Regions from separate parts of the Homo sapiens genome. Here region 2 is linked to region 1. Evidence: read pairs that join two places in POLR2A ChIA-PET (ENCODE). Cell type or tissue: PC-9. All regions are shown on one strand. Each heading gives the region's core, and the rest is flanking DNA. Links, peaks and the distances in the headings are about the cores only.

What was found. ChIA-PET counts read pairs that join two places held together with the same protein. Peaks named below come from ENCODE experiments on the same cell type or tissue, not always from the same donor. Only the 100,000 strongest peaks of a DNase experiment are listed, where the experiment ranks them.
Region 2: POLR2A ChIA-PET joins it to region 1 with 5 read pairs; 3 of 35 experiments call an interaction of 5 or more read pairs at or near these places.

What each region holds. Positions count from the first base shown.
Region 1 is chr14:23,110,581-23,114,964 of GRCh38, reverse strand. No RefSeq gene overlaps it. Among named protein-coding and RNA genes, the nearest start is that of CEBPE, 6.5 kb to the left of the region's middle. RefSeq lists enhancers at 1-199, 365-1,083. In PC-9, for the core only: no CTCF peak of the experiment used is centred there; a DNase peak (open chromatin) is centred at 2,024; H3K27ac peaks cover 626 bases.
Region 2 is chr14:23,023,094-23,027,477 of GRCh38, reverse strand. It overlaps PSMB5 (proteasome 20S subunit beta 5), which reads left to right. Exons shown (of 3, transcript NM_002797.5): 3 at 1,103-1,622. The coding sequence ends at 1,389. Among named protein-coding and RNA genes, the nearest start is that of PSMB5, 9.6 kb to the left of the region's middle. RefSeq lists an enhancer at 2,272-2,361. In PC-9, for the core only: no CTCF peak of the experiment used is centred there; no DNase peak of the experiment used is centred there.

The DNA of each region.
Region 1 (4,384 bases), core at 324-4,323:
TCCACCCTTCATCACCCTACACAGTCCCCAGGTGGATGCCTCCCTACATCAACCAGCCTCTCATGGGGTGGGGGTGAGACTGGCAGGAGGAGAGTGGTGGGAGCCCCCTGCTGACCGGCGCTCTCCACAGTCCCTCCCAAAGGATTCCTGGCCCTCAGGCGCCCCCCGTGCTGGGCTAGCCCAGGGGACTTCACCACTCCAGGAACTTTCCCCAGATACTGTTGGTTCACATCTTCATAAAGCACCTTAATTAACTTCTCCTGCTTACTCCATTTGAATAGCCCATTGGGGAAACCACATAAACCAACAGGTAGGGAGGCTATTTTAGCTGGGGTGGCCGAGAAAGGTATCTCTGAGGAAGTGACATTTTAGTTGACACTTCAAAAATTTTGAGAAGGAGGCAGGTATGTCTTTGAGTGTAAGGGTGAACAGAGGGAAGGGTAAATGCAAAAGCCCTAAGGTGACCGAGAGAAAGGAAGCCAGGAGTAGATGCTGAATGAAAGAAGGAAGGAGAGGATAAGTAAGAAAAAGATGCACCTTCCCTCCAGAATGGGGCTGCAGGGGTTGCAAATGACTATTTTCATTCCCTCTGTCAAGGAGGATGGTGCCTAAGAAGCCGGGGCAGGTGGAGAGCAGGGTTCTCTCTGCCCCTGGATTCAGCTTCCCTGCCCCTTGGTCCTCCTGGCACCTTTACCACAGTAAGGTTGTCCCCACTGGGGAAGGAGATGACAGAAAGGAGCCCAGGGAAGGGCAGTTAGCCAAACCCTGCCTGGGGAAAGGCACCAGGACCGGGGACTCGATAACGTTTGAAAACCAGCAAATCAAGGTCCAAACAGCACACGCATGCAGTCCTATTGCTTCAGCGCCCACAGCTCAGGCCCACTTTTCTTTCTGGAGCAGAACTGGGGAGCAGAATGAGACTCCTGAGCTGAGAGACAGGATCTTAGGCCACAGGGAAGCTGCAGAGGAGAAGACAGACTGTGGGGAGACACTGCAGAGGGAGGAAGCTGCCCAAGGTGAGTCTGCCAAGGTCAGTCAGCGGAGGCAGTGGCTTGTGAAAGCTGCCCCCAACCCCCCTGCTCGGTGCACACCTCCCCACCCCTCTACACAGATTGCCACATGCCTGGGCCCCCAGGGCCCCCATCCCAGTGTTGCAAGATCCCGGTTGGGGTTGTGGGTGGAAAGGGGCCTCTTCACCTCCACCCCCTGCCGTGCTCCAAGCCAGTGAGGGGACTATGGGATGAAGGGGGCTGTTCAGGAGACGCTGAGGCAACAATAGGCAGGGCTGGCTGAGAGCCTGTGCGTCTCCTCTCGGACAGGCCAGTCACTTCCCATCACCCTCACCAGCACCCCCCACCCCCCGCAGACAGACCCCTCCTCCCGACTCAGCATGAGCTGCTCCAAAATGGGAGTGGCCCAAGCTGGACAGAACCCCTGGCTGACCTCTGTCAGCTGCTTCCATAAGCAGGCCTGGCCTGGCCTCAGAAAACCTCAGTGGCATATGAGAAATTCTCCCCAAGGGGAGAGGGTGTGGGTTTTCAGAGGAAAATGGCTACAACTTAACTTTATCAAAATGGCCATCAATTCTGACTTCAGAGAGCAATGGAAAGGTCCCAGGGCCTGGGAAGGGGCAGGCTTCTTGATAGGGAAAGACCCACCACAGAGCTGTAGCCTCTTGCTTCTCTTTTATTATTTATTTATTTATGTATTTATTTTAGGTCCAGGGACAGACTAGATTTTTCCCTTAGATTTGCTTCCCTTTTAGAAGAAACAGGGTTCTAGGGGTAGGTAGAGGCAAGCCACACATAGAATGGATCCATCCCCTACGCCCCATGAGCTAAGCTTCACCCTGGAGTCCTAAACTGTCCAAACCCCTATTGCTCACCACGCCCCCCCCACCACCACCACCACACACACACCTAGCACTGTCACCCCTGGCCAGGCTATCCAACCTTGCTGCAATCGGGACGGTTTGCAAAACGCCTTCTAGCTCCCGCTTTGTCACCATCTGAGGTTAGGACTGTACTCAGGAGATAAGCTCAGGCCCCACCCGCTCGTCCCCAGCGAGACTGCTGGCCTGCTGCAATCGGGACGGTTTGCAAAACCCCTGCTGGCTGCAGCTCTGTCACCATCTGAGGTTAGGGCTGCACCCTAAGATAAAGCCTAGCTCCTCCCTCCAGCCCTGCCTTCAAACCTCACAGGCAGCATGGTCCCAAGAAACAGAGCTCCTGGGAGCCCACTCAGGGTCTGGAAGCATTACACCAGTGCAAAGACCCCTTCTCCTTGGTCCTCCCCTCACCCCTTCTCCCCTCCATCCCCAGCCTCACCTTTGCATACTGTCCTCATTACCATCCTCTCCTCACTCTCCATCTACTCACCTTCTATCTTCTATCCTCACGCTTCCATCCCTCACCTCCCTCCTGCCTTCTCACCACATTCATTTACTCAAAAAATACATACTAAACACCTACTTGAAGCCAAGCACTTTGTTATAGAAGCTATGGGACACATAAGGAGAACAGTCCCTGCCCTTTGGGGGTTTATAGATTAGTGAGAGTGACAAACATAAGACCACAAACAAATTGTGGGCAGTGTCATCTAGCAAAAGTAAAGGGGTGACTGATGGCCGATATTAACATGGGTATCTGATTTAAATGTGAGGGTCGGGAAAGGCTTCTTTGAAGGGATAACATATCGGCGGATATCTAAATGATGAGTAGGAATTCATCTGGCAAAAAGTGGGGGTTCCCAACAGAAAGAAAAGTACACACAAAGGTTCCCAAGCAGGTCCTTCTCATTCACTGACTGAAGGCTGGGGGTGCAGGGCAAGATGCTGGGAAGAGGCAGAGAGGCTTGAAGAGGCTGAGGCCAGAAGCTCCCTTAGATGGGATTCAGAGCATCAGAGGGAGAACCAGCCTTCCAAGGGAAGAAGACGTCTCCTCTTTTTTAACAAGAAACAGAGGAGATGGCAACAGAATCAAATACAAATAGGTTTGTAGCAAGCCGGGGCTGTTCCTATCTTATGGCTTTTATTTTCACCATGAAAGAAGAGATAACCAAAAGTCACTGAGCAGGAGGGGAGGCTGGAGGTTTGAAAGTATAAAATCCAGCCGGACGCAGTGGCTCACGTCTGTAATCCCAGTGCTTTGGGAGGCTGAGGCGGGCGGATCACAAGGTCAGGGATCGAGACCATCCTGGCTAATACGGTGAAACCCCGTCTCAACTAGAAATACAAAAAATTGGCTGGGTGTGGTGGCGGGCACCTGTAGTCCCAGCTACTCAGGAGGCTGAGGCAGGAGAACGGTGGGAACCCAGGAGGCGGAGTTTGCAGTGAGCTGAGACCGAGCCACTGCACTCCAGCCTGGGCAACAGAGTGAGACTCCATCTCAAAAAAAAGAAAAAAAAGAAAGAAAGTATAAAATCCTAGTTGGTGAGGGTAGAAGAGGGAGCTCATTGCTGAGCTTTCTGACTTGAAAGCGCCCAACTGAAGCTGACGATGACCACTTTAGAGTGACATGTCCTCTGGGATGATTTTGTCCAGTGGTCCTTAGGTGCTTGAGAGCAAGTGCGGAGAAGACAAATGTTAGGTCCATCTAGAGTTGAGACTTAACCAGGGAGATGAGATGGAAAGGACAGACAGGGGAGAGGAGTTGAAGGCATTAACAAAAGGGGATTGCAGTGGTGAGCCTGGAACCTAAGGCAGAGAAGGTGAGATGTGAAGATGGGAAGGGCTGTGGTTCCTCATGAGCTTAATAGAACAGCTGCTGGGTGCCAGCTTGAGCAAACCACCATAAGGAAAGGAGATTCTATCAGCGTGGGATGTTTGATTCCGTTATTTCATAGGTGCTGCAGTTTCTGGTGGTGATAAGGCTCTGGGTATGGCCCTGGGAGAGGCTCACTAGGAGGAATAGAGGAGATTGTTAGAGACAGAGGGTGAGGGAGCTGAGAGGCCAGCCTGCCAGGGGGAGCATCCATATGAATGATGACCCCACCTGGACGACAGCTCTCCTCCTACCAGCCTCTCTCCACAGTCGATATTTCTGTCATCTCCACCCAGTTCCTCATCAACATCCTCTCTCCTTATCCCTAATTTCCTACCACCGCACCCTTTTCCTCTTCTTCATCCCATCCTCTCTAACTTCTGTTCTTTTGTCTAATCTCATCCTCTCTTATCCTCCCATCCTCTCTAACTTCTGTTCTTTTGTCTAATCTCATCCTCTCTTATCCTCCCATCCTCTCTAACTTCTGTTCTTTTGTCTAATCTCATCCTCTCTTATCCTTCCATCCTCTCTCCTTATCCCCATTCTCTCCTCATCATCTTCTTTTCTCCTTGCCCTCTTCCTCTCATCACTACACACTGGAGAAGCAGGATTACACAGTGGGT
Region 2 (4,384 bases), core at 83-4,082, 87 kb after region 1:
TATCTTGTATTTATGTTGGCTTCCCTGGGTTTCTCTTTTATATATATATATATTATTTTATTTATTTATTATTATTATTATTATTTTTTTTTTTTTTGAGACAAAGTCTTGCTCTGTCTCCCAGGCTGGAGTGCAGTGGCGCGATCTCGGCTCACCGCAAGCTCCGCCTCCCGGGTTTACGCCATTCTCCTGCCTCAGCCTCCTGAGTAGCTGGGACTGCAGGCGACCGCAACCACACCTGGCTAATTTTTTGTTTTTTAGTAGAGACGGGGTTTCACCGTGTTAGCCAGGATGATCTCGATCTCCTGACCTCGTGATCCACCCGCCTCGGCCTCCCAAAGTGCTGGGATTACAGGCGTTAGCCACCGCGCCTGGCCTATTTATTATATTATTTTGAGACAGCGTTTCACTCTTGTTGCCCAGGCTGGAGTGCAATGGCGCGATCTTGGCTTACCGCAACCTTTGCCTCCCAGGTTCAAGTGATTCTCCTGCATCAGCCTCCTGAGTAGCTGGGATTATAGGCATGTGCCACCACGCCTGGCAAATTTTGTATTTTTAGTAGAGATGGGGTTTCTTCATGTTGGTCAGGCTGGTCTCAAACGCCTGACCTCAGGTGATCTGCCCACCTCAGCCTCCCAAAGTGCTGGGATTACAGGCATGAGCCACCGCGCCCGGCCTATTTTTTTATTTTTTTAAATTTTATTCTAGGTTTTAAGAGAACTACTGCTGGCCGGGCGAGGTGGCTCACGCCTGTAATCCCAGCACTTTGGGAGTCCGAGAAGGGCAGATCCCCAGAGGTCAGGAGTTCAAGACCAGCCTGACCAACATGGTGAAACCCCGTCTCTACTAAAAATACAAAAATTAGCTGGGCGTGGTTACGAGCGCTTGTAATCCTAGCTACCTGGGAAACTGAGGCAGGAGAATCACTTTAACCCAGGAGGCGGAGGTTGTGGTGAGCCGAGATTGCGCCATTGCACTCTAGCTTGGGCAACAAGAGCAAAACTCCATCTCAAAAAAAAAGAACTACTGCCTTGGCATATGAATTAGATATCAAAAGGGGTGATCTTTTTTTTTTTCCTGCTAACCTCATCTCCCTTTCCAGGCCTCTACTACGTGGACAGTGAAGGGAACCGGATTTCAGGGGCCACCTTCTCTGTAGGTTCTGGCTCTGTGTATGCATATGGGGTCATGGATCGGGGCTATTCCTATGACCTGGAAGTGGAGCAGGCCTATGATCTGGCCCGTCGAGCCATCTACCAAGCCACCTACAGAGATGCCTACTCAGGAGGTGCAGTCAACCTCTACCACGTGCGGGAGGATGGCTGGATCCGAGTCTCCAGTGACAATGTGGCTGATCTACATGAGAAGTATAGTGGCTCTACCCCCTGAAAGAGGGTGGATGCAGCTGCTTGTGTTTCTTGGGGTGACTGTCATTGGTAATACGGACACAGTGACCCATCCTCCATCCTATTTATAGTGGAAGGGCCTTCAATTGTATCAGTACTTTTTTTTAAGCTCTGGCACATTGACCTCTATGTGTTACCAGTCATTAATGAGCTGCTGCAGAGGTGACTATTTGTTTTACTTTCTTGGATGTTAACATTACACTACTCACTACTCAATCTCAGCCTGTGTTGCATCTTTTGTCCACACTGTCCCTCCTCCAAGCACTTTTCAGTCAAATAAGCCAGGACAGTGGAAGGGAAGTGACTGTAATTACAGGAAACAGTGGTGTGAAGACATTGTCTAGTGAATACATTAATGTCCCCACTCATGAAGCTAATAACGGAGAAGGAGAGAGAGGCAGGGAGGAGGGAGACACTTCTCGATTTGGTTTACAAAGAGATGAAAAGTTGATGAGGTGGAAAGATGCACAGGGCTGTACCAGGCAGGGCTCCAGCGGAAAAGGCTGTCACCCTGTGGTGGGGGAAGGGAGGCTGAGGCTACATGCAGAGCGGAAGGGTGAAGAGGGTAAATCTTGACTCTTAAACCAACTGGGAAGGGAAGGCTTGGACCCTGGGAAGGGGAGGACAAAGAAGTGGCTGTGAAAGCAGTAGTAACCACAAGCTTGGTGACCCTTGTCCTTTTGGTCCTCCAGTGCATATGTGTGGAGGGGAGAGGGTAGTGATGGTGATTTTATAGCCTCCTGGTCAGGAAGCAGCACTAAATTGTCACTGGAATGTGTGGGTGGGGAAGAGGCCCTGCTGAGAGCAGAGAGATGGCTGATTTATCACACCCAGCACTGTTGGGGCTGGGGGGAGTTCCCAAGCTATGGTGGCAGCAGATGGCAAGGCCTTCTGTTAAAGAGAAGACAGGGGATAGAGGAGGTTGATGGGAGAAACCTTTAAAAAATGGGAGCGGAGGACACAAACAATACCACCTTGTATTTAGTCAGAAGGCAGAAAGTGGTTGGTGAAGGTGACAACCCAGTGTCATGTTTTGAGACTGAGAGGTTTGGAGAAGTCATTCACAGAAGAAGAGGGGGTAAACCCTCCTCTCCTGTACTGCAGCTACCTTCCCTTCCCCCTCAGCCTTGTGCAGTCTTCGTATTGATTGATGAGGGCTGTCGGCCAGGAACTGATCGAGGCTTGTTAATTGCATTTGTCAAATGCAGGGAAATTGGGAATTAGTGAAATCGGAGAAGGGGGTTTGGAAAACAAATGACTCGTGCCTAAGGAAATTTTTTGCAGGAAAGTATCTCAGGAGCCCCTGCAGTCAGGGAGCTGCTGGTGTGGACTCAGACTACATGGTTGAAATAGGCAGGAGCTGGGCGGGGCACAGTGGCTCAGGCTTGTAATCCCAGCACCAGCACTTTGGGAGACGGAGGCAGGCAGATCACTTGATGCCAGGAGTTTGAGACCAGTCTGGCCAACATGGTGAAACCTGTCTCTACTAAAAATACGAAAAATTAGCTGGGTGTGGTGGCAGGCACCTGTAATCCCAGCTACTTGGGAGGCTGAGGCAGAGGTTGCAGTGAGCCGAGATGGTGCCATTGCACTCCAGCCTGGGCAACAAAAGCAAAACTCCATCTAAAAAAAAAAAGAAAGAAAGAAATAGGCAGGACCCAAGCTACATCTTCCTTCTCGTAGACTGTTGGGAAATGGTTAGCTGCGTGAGAAGCACAGGTAGGTCATCTTCCTCCCACTTAGGACATTGGTTTGCAGATCTTAAAAAAAAAAAAGAAAAAAAAAAAAGCACTCTTAGGAGAAATCCCAATGCCTGAAAAAAAAATCAGAGGTTGAAATTGAGCTGAGAGGTCCAGAGCCTCCACTATTGAGCTTCCCCATCCAGCCACTCCCCGCAGCACCCTTTGTTAGCCCCATACACATACACAGTCCCTGGCACTTCTTGGAACCTCAAGGAACACAATTTGAACACCTCTTCCCTGGGAAATAGCCTTAAGGATAGAAAGAGAATTGAAGATTGGAATTTCCTTACATGACCCCAGAGAGCATAAGACCCCAGCTTTGGTCCATGAACAGAAAATTCATTCTGGAGAGAAGAGATGATCGTGAAACAATGCAACCCTTTGCCCTGTTTCTGTCTCACACTTTGCTTTGGCAGTGGTTTAGCTGTTTAACGGAAACACCTATTCTGCACTGGCAGAGTCCTTATGTTAGAAGAGAAAATGCATGTTCTGTTCTGGCATATCCCTGTTGATCTACCTTCCTGGGTCTTGGGTAAAAGACTCATTTAATGGAAGAGCTCGATTTGTGGTAGGTTTTTCTGGGAAGAAAGTAGAGCAGAGGTAGGGAAAAACTGCAAGTCTGTAGGCTAGTGGTATCCACCCTGTGCATTTGTGATTTCTTGCTGATGGTTACTGGGGGGAAATTGGCTTTGCAGCGATGTGTGTCTCCGCTTGTGTGGGAATGATGGATGCCGCATAGGATTGGAGAGATGTTTTTGAGTGGAGTGTACCAGTTCAGGGACTCCCATCAGATTCATTTCCCAGTACAGTCCTCTTGACAAAGGATGATGGAAAAGAAATCGCCTTAAATAGCTGGAAGATTAATTTCTCTCAGCAGTTCCCAGGCGTCCAAGGGACTGGGCTCTTTAAGTGATGTCTGACAACTTCTCTTCCCTCAACAGATAACTCAGTAACACCAAAATCTGGCTCCTCGGGGTAGGTGATGGGACTAATCTGATTAAATAGGGAGCAAATACTCCTGGAGGCCCCTTGCTTTCTCTTGCTAGCCTTCCAGCATCTGCACACCAGGCAAGGGAGGGCTGTGGGGAGTAGCAGTGCACTGTGGGGTGAGTAGAATGTTCATGAAGGAAGGTGAAAAGGTAGGTGAGGATGTGGGGGAGGAGGGAGGAAGGGCACAGTTAACGCAAATCAAAGACTGAAGGATAATAGTTACTGAGTGTTCCTCTTTAGGCAAAA